Regions from separate parts of the Homo sapiens genome. Here regions 2 and 3 are each linked to region 1. Evidence: chromatin contacts called from ENCODE Hi-C or POLR2A ChIA-PET data. All regions are on one chromosome and are shown on one strand. The core of a region is the stretch at or near the end of the contact, and the rest is flanking DNA. Distances in the headings are between cores, read along the strand shown. Region 1 holds the start of ZFYVE1 (zinc finger FYVE-type containing 1). Region 2 holds the start of COQ6 (coenzyme Q6, monooxygenase). Region 3 holds the start of DNAL1 (dynein axonemal light chain 1).

Region 1 (3,135 bases), core at 374-2,873:
TCAAAGATAATTTCAAATTGAGAAGTTCTGAAAGTATAATAGCTTTTTTTTTTTTTTTTTTTTGAGACAGAGTTTCCCTCTTGTTGCCCAGGCTGGAGTGCCATGGCGTGATCTCGGCTTACTGCAACCTCTGCCTCCCAGGTTCAAGCAATTCTCCTGCCTCAGCCTACCGAGTAGCTGGGATTACAGGCATGCATCATCACGCCCGGCTAATTTTGTATCTGTTAGTAGAGATGGAGTTTCTCCATGTTGGTCAGGCTGGTCTCGAACGCCCGACCTCAGGTGATCCGTCCACCTCGACCTCCCAAAGTGCTGGGATTACAGGCATGCGCTACCGCGCCCAGCCTGAGAAGTTCTGAAACTATAGAAGGAAAGATCAGAAAAATAATAGGTAGGAAAAAAAATTCATGGTTGGCTTGGAGAATACCCTTGAAGGGTGTTAAGTAAAAATGATAGGAGGCCTTTGTTTTGGACTAAACTCCTGCACCAGGCCCCAATAGACCTGGCTAAAATAAAAATGGAGTCACCCATGCTAAAGTTTCACCTCACCAAATCCAAACTAAGTTGTTACCAAACCCAAGCTAAGTTGTTATCTGACCTTCAGAGAAATCAGGAAAGAGGGATAAGGACAGCCAGTTTCCCAAACAGGCTTGTTTTAATGTTGCATGATAATGAAGCTCCCTCTGTTGTAATCCTTACACAAAAGAAGTAGCCTGAAGTAACTGATGTCAACTAATCAGTTATTTTTCTATTGTTCTGTCTCTCTGTCCTCACCTTCCAAGGAAAGTAGCTTAGAAGTGACCAATATGTCAAGGTCCCATGAGAAGACTGAAAAAAAGAGAAGAAAGAGGAAAGAAAAGAATGACAAGAAAGAGAAAGAAAGAAACCAATATGCTCTTTGTTCTTTGCTTTTGCTTCCTCAAGCTTTTCTCTGTCTACAAAGCCAACCTCTCCTGCTCAGCTCATCAGAACATTCACTCCACTTTCTGGAATGAAGTGTTGCCTGATCCTAGAGTCGCAATAAAGCCAACTGAGATCTTAAAACTAAATTCGTTGTAATTTTGTCCTTTGCCAAGGGGGGAAAAACAACAAAAACTTCCCAAGAGTACCTATATCCTCTTATCACTTTTTCTGGTCTTTTCCTTAGTTTTTGCGAAGTGAAATTGGGAAGGTGGAGACTGTCTGTGCTCACACGTTTCTGAGGGAATGGTGTGCAAGAGGTTACTTGAATCCAAATTAATTGACTCACCATTTCCCACTTATACTAGACATTATTACATCAGTTCTCTAATGTAGCACCATGCCTTCCCCAGTTACAACCCAAAAGAACGTGCTGAAACCTGCGGACACCACACTCAATGCAAAAACTCCAAGTCCCGAAATCCTCCGTAGCCTGTCCCCACCGCCTCCTCGCAAGAGCAGCCTCTTCAGTACTGGGAGTTGTAGTCATTCAGAGTCTTCCTTTCCGGGATGAGGGGCGAGAGCGCGCCTCGAGGAGCTACATCTCCCAGGAGGCAGTGCGCACTACGCCCTTGCTGGCGCCGGGATCCTCCCTCTCTCGCTCCTCCCTTTCTGGGCTGCACCGCTCACGCCTTCCTGTTAGTCCGAGCTGGGAGAAGTTCACTCCGATCAGCTGATCCCAACTGACAACAGGAGAGGAGGAAGCCCGGGAGGCAACGAAGGAGGAGGGTGGCGGAGATGGAGATGAGGATGGATCTGCCGGTGTCCTGAGGAATAGCCTCTGCCCCCACTGGCGCCCTGCGGCCCCCCGACGCCGCCTTGCTGCGGCCGAGCTTCTCAGTGGTGGGATCCCCGGGCCGCGGCGGGCAGGGCAGGGCGGGGAGGGCACGGCCCAGCGCGGGGCGAGTGATCGTCCTGGGGCTCAGGCTGCCCTCGGGAGGAAGGGGGGGCGGGTGCGGCGGGGGTGGGGGTGGGGTGGTATAAACAATGGATTCGGCTCCGGGTTTTGCCGGCGTGGGGGGGATTTTGGGGGACCTTCTTTGTTCTTAGGCTCCGCTCCTGCCCCTCGGGTTGTGGCGGTGGTGTCCGGGTGGAAGGAAGGGTGAGGAACCCCCGGCTGGGGAGAGGTGTCGAGGTGGGGGCCCGAGTGGGCAAAATGTTTGGTTGACATGGCCGGGCGTGAGGTGTACTTTTGAAGGTTGATTTTATATTTTTCTCAATTGTGACAAGTTTGATTTTTGTTTCTGTTTTGGGAGCTGGCTGGGCATGTCTGAGGTTAGATTGTAGTAAATAAGATCCCCTAGTCACTCCCTTCGCCTTCCTTGTTTATCTGAAAATAAGGTTGATAGATTGATTACTGTAGGGGAGGAGTGACTATCAGAAAGGCAGGGCTTTACACCTTGTCGGGGCCTTGGAATGCGGGTCAAGGCTAGGGGGAATTAGGAATATAATTGTCAAAGTGACAAAAGCCCCTTTCTTGCCCCAGTTATCTTTTTTCGTATTTTGAAGTTATTTTTAAGTTAGTTTTTAAGTGACAAAGAGAAAAATTATTTGTTTTGATTCACTGCAGGCCTGGCTTTGCCATGGGTCAAAGTAGAGGAATTGTCTCCTGTTGCTCCTTTTTTTTTTTTTTTTCAGTTAGTGAAAGAAGGGACAGAAGAATTACAGTGTAAAAAAATTGTTTTTAAAGATGAAATTGTTACTATTGTTTCTAAGTTTTGAGTCTTTAATATACATCTAGCTAGAGTTGAAACAATCCAGTTACAAGGCTAACCAGGTCGGCCCAGGTATTTGATAGATCTAAAGTTTATTATTACATTTTCATTAGCTTTGTGAAGGCCTCTCCACTCCTCCCAATTGTGGGATGCATGTGGGGGTGCAGAGGGCTGTCCTTCCAAGGACTACTCACTTAGTGATTTAGATTCTGAATTTAATATCTGAATGAACAGAAAATTCCAGTCTGGGAAATAGAGCAGCAAAGTCTCTTAAATGCCTTGGGCCTAGAGGTGGCGTTTGTTGTCAAGAGGAGGAGCTTTAGCCACAATTTTGAGATTTTTTTTTTTTTTTTTTTTTTTGAGGGAGTCTTGCCCTGTCTTCCAGGCTGGAGTGCAGTGGCAAGATCTTGGCTCACTGCAACCTCCGCCTCCTGGGTTCAAGTGATTCTCCTGCCTCAGC
Region 2 (3,135 bases), core at 235-2,734, 920 kb before region 1:
GGGTGGAACAGCTGCCCTTAGATCAGGGTGTCCAATCTTTTGGCTTCCCCAGGCCACAGTGGAAGAATTGTCTTGGGTCACATATAAAAAAACACTAATATTAATGATAGCTGATGAGCTAAAAAAAAAAAAAAAATCACAAAAAAAAAATCTCATAATGGGCCAAGCATGGTGATTCATGCCTGTAATCCCAGCACTTTGGGAGGAAGGGGCAGGTGGATCACGAGATCAGGAGTTCGAGACCAGCCTGGCCAATATGGTGAAACCCCGTCTCTACTAAAAATACAAAAATTAGCCAGGCATGGTGGCACAAGCCTGTAATCCCAGAGGTTGCAGTGAGCTGAGATCGTGCCATTGTACTCCATCCTGGGCAACAAGAGCGAAACTCCATCTCAGGGAAAAAAAAAAAAGTGAAAAGACTACAAAATGGAAGAAAATATTTGCAAGTCATTTATCAGATAAGGGACTTATACAGAATAAACAAAATAATGGCCAGGCAGGGTTGCTTATGCCGGTAATCCCAGCACTTTGGGAGGCTGAGGCAGGTGGATTGCTTGAGCCCAGAAGTTCCAGACCAGCCTGGGCAACATAGTGAGACCTCGTCTCTACAAAAAAATACAAAAATCAGCCGAGTGGTGGCGCATTCCTGCAGTCCCAGCTATTTGGGAGGCAGAGGCAGGAGGATCAATTCAGCCAGGGAGGTTGAGGCTACAGTGAGCCGTGATCGTGCCACTGCACTGCAGCCTGGGCACAGCGGAAGACCCTGTCTCAAAAAATAAAAATAACTCTTACCACAGTATTCAAGAGACAAACTGCTCAATTAAAAACCGGGCAAAGGGTCTGAATAGGCATTTCTCTAAAGAAGATATACAAATGACCAATAAACATATGAAAGGATATTCAACATCATTAATCATTAGGGAAATACAAGTCAAAACCTGGAGATCCCACTTTACTTACACCCACTAGAATGTCTATAAACAAAAAGACAATGACAAGTACTGTCCAGGATCTGGAGAAACTGGAACTCTCATTTATAAATAACCCCGGGAAGGCCTGTTTTCCCATGAGTAGAACAGACTCTGAACGCCCCTCCCACTTTTGACCCTAATGGACCCTGAAGGACCACACGCATTCCGGCGTGCCCTGGGGTTCCTCTAGGAGGGGAGGGGAGAAGCGTCGCGAGACCTGAGAAATTGTCTTTGGGCAAGTCGTGCTAGGGCTCTCACGGCTCTCATCGTGCCTCCGCGGCCCGGTTTCCGGCCACTAGTAGCCTGGAGAAGGGCTTACCCAAGGCACAGGCCATGGCAGCGCCCACCAGGCCTCCACCCGACACCACCACGTCATACACGGTGTCTGTTGAGGCGCCGGACCACCTGCGCCAGGACACCAGCGGGCCGCTGTGGGGAGCTGCACGCACAGCCCCGCATCGGCTGACAAGCCGGGCCGCCATGGTGCAGACCTGCGCCGTCGCACTCAGAACTCCCGCAGGCCCACCTACGTAGTGCGTCCGGAGCAGAGCACTCCAATCCCGTCCCGCTTCCGCGGCGTCCTCAGAACCGGAAATAAAATGCGCGGAGAAAATAGGCCAATCGGAAAACGAACCTTGCCTCCTCGGGCGGGATGGATCGGAGGCTGCCCTGGAAGCCAACCAGACGCCAAAGCTAGAAAGGGGTGGACCCTGGCCCCGCATAGCTCTCGCTGCCACCGCTGCTGCCACTATCGCTGTCACTGTCGCTGCTGCCTCTGTCCAGCTGAAATGACCGTGGGGAGGCCTGAGGGAGCCCCCGGAGGCGCGGAGGGGAGCCGTCAGGTGAGGAGAGAAAAGAGACTGCCCCCGGGAAAGGAATCCCGGAGAGGAAACTGTTGGGCGTTGCCTTGGAGACAGACAGCAGGGGCGTGTCACGGAGGGGCGTGGGATTAAAATGAGCGTTTAGGGACCAGGAGGCGGACTCTGACTTACAGACCTGAACCTCTCGGACTTTATACGAGGCTCTTGATAGGCAATGTCACTCAGTTTTCGCTTATCCTCTTAGTACTCTATGACCAGTAGTACAATTGTCGTCTCATTTTTGTAGAAGAGAAAACTGAGGCACAAAGAGATTAAGAAAATTGCTCCCCAAATTTGGCCGGGCGTGGTGGTTCACGCCTGTAATCCTAGCACTTTGGGAGGCCGAGGCGGGTGGATCACCTGAGGTCAGGAGTTCGAGACCAGCCTGGCCAACATGGTGAAACTCCGTCTAAAAATTTAAAAAAAAAAAAAAAATTGGCCAGGCGCGCTGGCTCACGCCTGTAATCCCAGCACTTTGGGAGGCCAAGGAAAGCGGATCATGAGGTCAAGAGATCGAGACCAGGCTGGTTTCCATGGCAAAACCCCGTCTCTACTAAAAATACAAAAATTGGCCGGGTGCGGTGGCTTACTCCTGTAATGCAGCACTTTGGGACCTGAGGTCAGGAGTTCAAGACCAGCCTGACCAACATGGAGAAACCCTGTCTCTACTAAAAAAAATACAAAATTAGCTGGACGTGGTGGCACATGCCTGTAATCCCAGCTACTCGGGAGGCTGAGGCAAGAGAATTGCTTGAACCTGGGAGGTGGAGGTTGCAGTGAGCCGAGATTGTGCCATTGCACTCCAGCCTGGGCAACAAGAGCAAAACTCTCTCAAAAACAAAAACAAACAAACAAAAAAATACAAAAAATTATCTGGGCATGGTGGTGCGCGCCTGTAGTCCTAGCTACTCGGGAGGCTGAGGCAGGAGAATCACTTGAACCCGGGAGGTGGAGGTTGCAGTGAGCCAAGATTGCACCACTGCACTCTAGCCTGGCGACAGAGCGAGACTCCGTCTCAAAAAAAAAAAAAAATTAGCCAGGTGTGGTGGCGCGTGCCTCCAGTGATCCACCAGCCAAGGCCTCCCAAAGTGCTGGGATTACAGGCGTGAGCCAGTGCACCTGGTGGACCCCAAACTATTAAAGGCAAAAAGTAGATTGGCAGTTGCTTAGGGCTGGTGGGGTGGGGTGTGGAGGGTTAGGGGAAATAGGGAGTGACCACTAAAGCGTGTGGCATTTCTTTTAAGGGCGATGAAGGTGTTCTAAAATTGTGATGGTAGTTGCACAACTCTGTGTATATACTAAAA
Region 3 (3,135 bases), core at 466-2,965, 620 kb before region 1:
AACCTCCACCTCCCAGGTTCAAGAGATTCTCATGCCTCAGCCTCCTGAGTAGCTGGGATTACAGCCACTCGCCACCATGCCCCGCTAATCTTTGTATTTTTAGTAGAGGCGGAGTTTCACCATGTTGGCCAGGTGGATCTTGAACTCCTGACCTCAGGTGATCTGCCCGCCTCGGCCTCACAAAGTGCTGGGATTACAGGCCTCTGGGATTACAGGTGTGAGCCACCACACCCTGGCCGCTTTTCTATGTTTAAATACACAAATACCTTGTTTCAACTGCCTACAGTATTCAGTATAGTAAAATGCTGTAAAACTTTGTAGCCTAGGAGCAATAGCCTACACCATCTGGTTTTTGTAAGCATATTCTATGATGTTTGCAAGGCAAAACTGCCAATAATGTGTTTGTTAGAATGTATCCCTGTCATCATTAAGTGACTTATAACTGTACTGGTTCTGATTCTCTATTTGAAGATTTTCAACAATCACCATGGTTCATACTTTCATAAATATTTAGGTCTGAGCCTTTCTTCACCTGAATATAAACCTAGGTTCCAGAACTTTTAACTTTCCTTGGCAGTGATTTTCAGCTAACTGCTTGGGGAACAAAGTAAGGAAAGCAGGGGGGAAACTACTTTTTAAAGAGTGGTATTTCATCTTGTTGAGGGCAGGCATGACTTCCTCATCATTTCCATCTCCTGGGCTCAATTTCTGCCCACTTATATAGCACTGGAATCACAAAAAGAAGACAAGTAATTATGCTTCTTCTTCATAAACATCTCTATCCAGTAGGACATCACATACTTTGCTCAATAGCTCTGGCTGGGTCTGCAATCCTTTTCAAACGACTAGTTAGAACTACCAAGTATGTAAGCAAGAGAGTGAACACATCAAGTAAGAGTTGAGGAGCATCTCTAGGTAAAACCATTACTTCATAAAGAGCTCTCATTGGATAGACAGCTGGTAGATTTCAAACCTAAGGCAACAGCATTTCTCAGTGTGGTGGGATGCCCTCCAATTTTATAATCACTTGAGGTGTGTTGTCGAAATGCACATTCCTGAAACCCCCAATCATATTAAAAATTCACAATCTGCATTCCAACAAGCCCATACCTATGCATACTGAAATTTGAGAATCACTGCTCTAATATATCCATCAGAGTGTGCTTTACAGTGTCACCTAATAACTGCCCTCGTAGTCATTCAGAAGGCAACCTGGGTACATCACAGGTTACGAAAACTGCTGCAATCCGTGTTATACAGAACCCTCTGGTAACCAGCCCCTCCCTGCATCTCGACGGGGGGGTCACTAAAATTACTTCTATGTAAAGAGATATCTTTATCTACACTCTCCTTCCCATCACCCTTCCCACTCCAATACGCTCTTTTTAGAGAATTTCCTGCTCTTCGCCCTCCCTTTTCTCCTGTCTGAGTCCCTCCACCTTAACCCAACCTCCGATCCACCCCAGGCCGCCCTCACCACAGACCACCCCCGGCCAGGGCTTCTCTTTCGCCTCGGGCCCCTGACTCCACAGAGCTAGCGTCAGCTACCGGCTCCCTTCCGCTGTTCAAGGACCCCCAGACCCTCAACACTCCACAGTCACCCTTTTCCACTCCCAATCTTCTCTCAGCTTTGGCTACGCGGCCCGAAAGGTACTCACCATTCCGGCGGTTGCTACTGTCACTGCTCTGGTTGCTAGGGCCCGCGGGGTCAGTGCGCGTGCGCACTTCTCGGCGCTCTCGGCGGAAGCCCTATCCCCGGCAGCGGTCCTTTCTCTCCGCCCTCAGGGTGGTGCGAGCGGGGCATTGTGGGACTGCGTGGCGGCCGCCGGGGTCCTCCCGTCCGGCTGTTGCTGGCTGCCCTTTTGCTTCCTTAGGTCTTAACCCCGCACAGGAGTAGTCAGGACCGAAAGCAATTTCAGCTGATCTGTAGTGACTTGTCCGCCTAAAGTTAAAAACCTTAAAACGTCCCCCTAACAACTACCCTTTTCATAAAATAATGTTCTTAATTCCTTTGCCCTAACGATGGCGTTTCCCACCCTTTTCCGGACGAGGGGAGAATAAGCGGCTTGCTGTAATTTCCCTCTCCATCCCATCCCACTGAGAATACCAGAGCCAAACTCCACCCATTTTATGTTTCTTTACCCCGGATCCTCCAGGGAGCCAGAGGCAGCTGAAAGCTCGGTTCCACATTTTAAATATCACAAATTGTTGGTTTTAATCACCAGGGTGTCTTTTTTTCCCCACCTACCAAATGAGCTAAAAATTATTAACAATAATAATAATTCATAGAGTTGCTAGGGGTATGGTGAAGTAGGGACACACAAATACGCTGCTGTTTATAATTGATACAGCCTTTCTGGAAGGCTGTTGGCTGTTCAAAAACTTTTGCACCCTTTGTGATCCAGCAGTTCCACTTCCAGGACTTTATCCTGAGCACAGAGATGTATGTTCAAAGCTTTAATAGAAAAAAAAAAATCAACTCAATTATCAACAAAAGAGAATTGGTGGCCGGGACTGGTGGCTCACGCCTGTAATCCTAGCACTTTAGGAGGCTGAGGAGGGCGGACCACTTGACCACTTGAGCCCAGCCTGGCCAACATGGTGAAACCCCGTCTCTACTAAAAATACAAAAATTAGCCGGGTGTGGTGGCACGCGCCTGTAGTCCCAGCAATTCCGGAGCCTGAGGCACGAGAATTGCTTGAACCCGGGAGGCGGAGGTTGCAGTGAGCCGAGATCGCGCCATTGCACTCCAGTCTGGGCAACAAGAGTGACACTCCGTCTCAAAACAAACAAACAAACAAACAAAAAGAGAGAGAAAATTGGTTAGTAGTATTGAACATCCAATGCAATAATGTACTTACACTAAAAAAGTACAATTGACTTGCTGAAAGGCATCTATTCACATCCAAAGATAGTCATATTTCAAGTAAAAATAGAAGTTACCAAACAAAATAGTTGGTACGATTTTCCTTTAAAATTATACATAGTGGCCTGGTGCAGTTTGTTCATGCCTGTAATCCCAGAAATTTGGGAGGCCAAAGTAAGAGGATCCCTTGAACCCAGGAGTTCAAGACCAGCCTGGGCAACGTAACAAGACCCTGGCTCTGTAAAAAATAAAAATTAGCGAGGCATGG

Evidence for each region. Hi-C counts contacts between places; a loop is a spot of excess contacts on that map. ChIA-PET counts read pairs that join two places held with the same protein, here RNA polymerase II (POLR2A). Pooled maps may share reads with other maps.
Region 2: a pooled map shows a loop between it and region 1 (23-fold over the local background). The contact joins the promoter of COQ6 here to the promoter of ZFYVE1 in region 1. A Hi-C loop is called at or near these places in 1 of 37 single-sample maps with no recorded cell type and 7 of 50 pooled maps. POLR2A ChIA-PET finds 5 or more read pairs at or near these places in 1 of 52 experiments (naive thymus-derived CD4-positive, alpha-beta T cell).
Region 3: a loop to region 1 is called in a map of CD4-positive, alpha-beta T cell, with 3 times the contacts of the local background. The contact joins the promoter of DNAL1 here to the promoter of ZFYVE1 in region 1. A Hi-C loop is called at or near these places in 1 of 168 maps with a recorded cell type or tissue (CD4-positive, alpha-beta T cell) and 8 of 50 pooled maps. POLR2A ChIA-PET finds 5 or more read pairs at or near these places in 1 of 52 experiments (activated T-cell).

The regions. Positions count from the first base shown.
Region 1 is chr14:73,025,594-73,028,728 of GRCh38, reverse strand. ZFYVE1 (zinc finger FYVE-type containing 1) reads left to right here and starts at 1,623. Exons shown (of 12, transcript NM_021260.4): 1 at 1,623-1,803. RefSeq lists an enhancer at 1,281-1,480 and a silencer at 1,711-1,920.
Region 2 is chr14:73,948,651-73,951,785 of GRCh38, reverse strand. It overlaps COQ6 (coenzyme Q6, monooxygenase), which reads right to left and starts at 1,484. Exons shown (of 12, transcript NM_182476.3): 1 at 1,291-1,484. The coding sequence starts at 1,453. It overlaps FAM161B (FAM161 centrosomal protein B), which reads left to right and starts at 1,692. Exons shown (of 9, transcript NM_152445.3): 1 at 1,692-1,813. The coding sequence starts at 1,760. RefSeq lists enhancers at 1,726-1,785, 802-1,802.
Region 3 is chr14:73,643,566-73,646,700 of GRCh38, reverse strand. DNAL1 (dynein axonemal light chain 1) reads right to left here and starts at 1,715. Exons shown (of 8, transcript NM_031427.4): 1 at 1,659-1,715. The coding sequence starts at 1,661.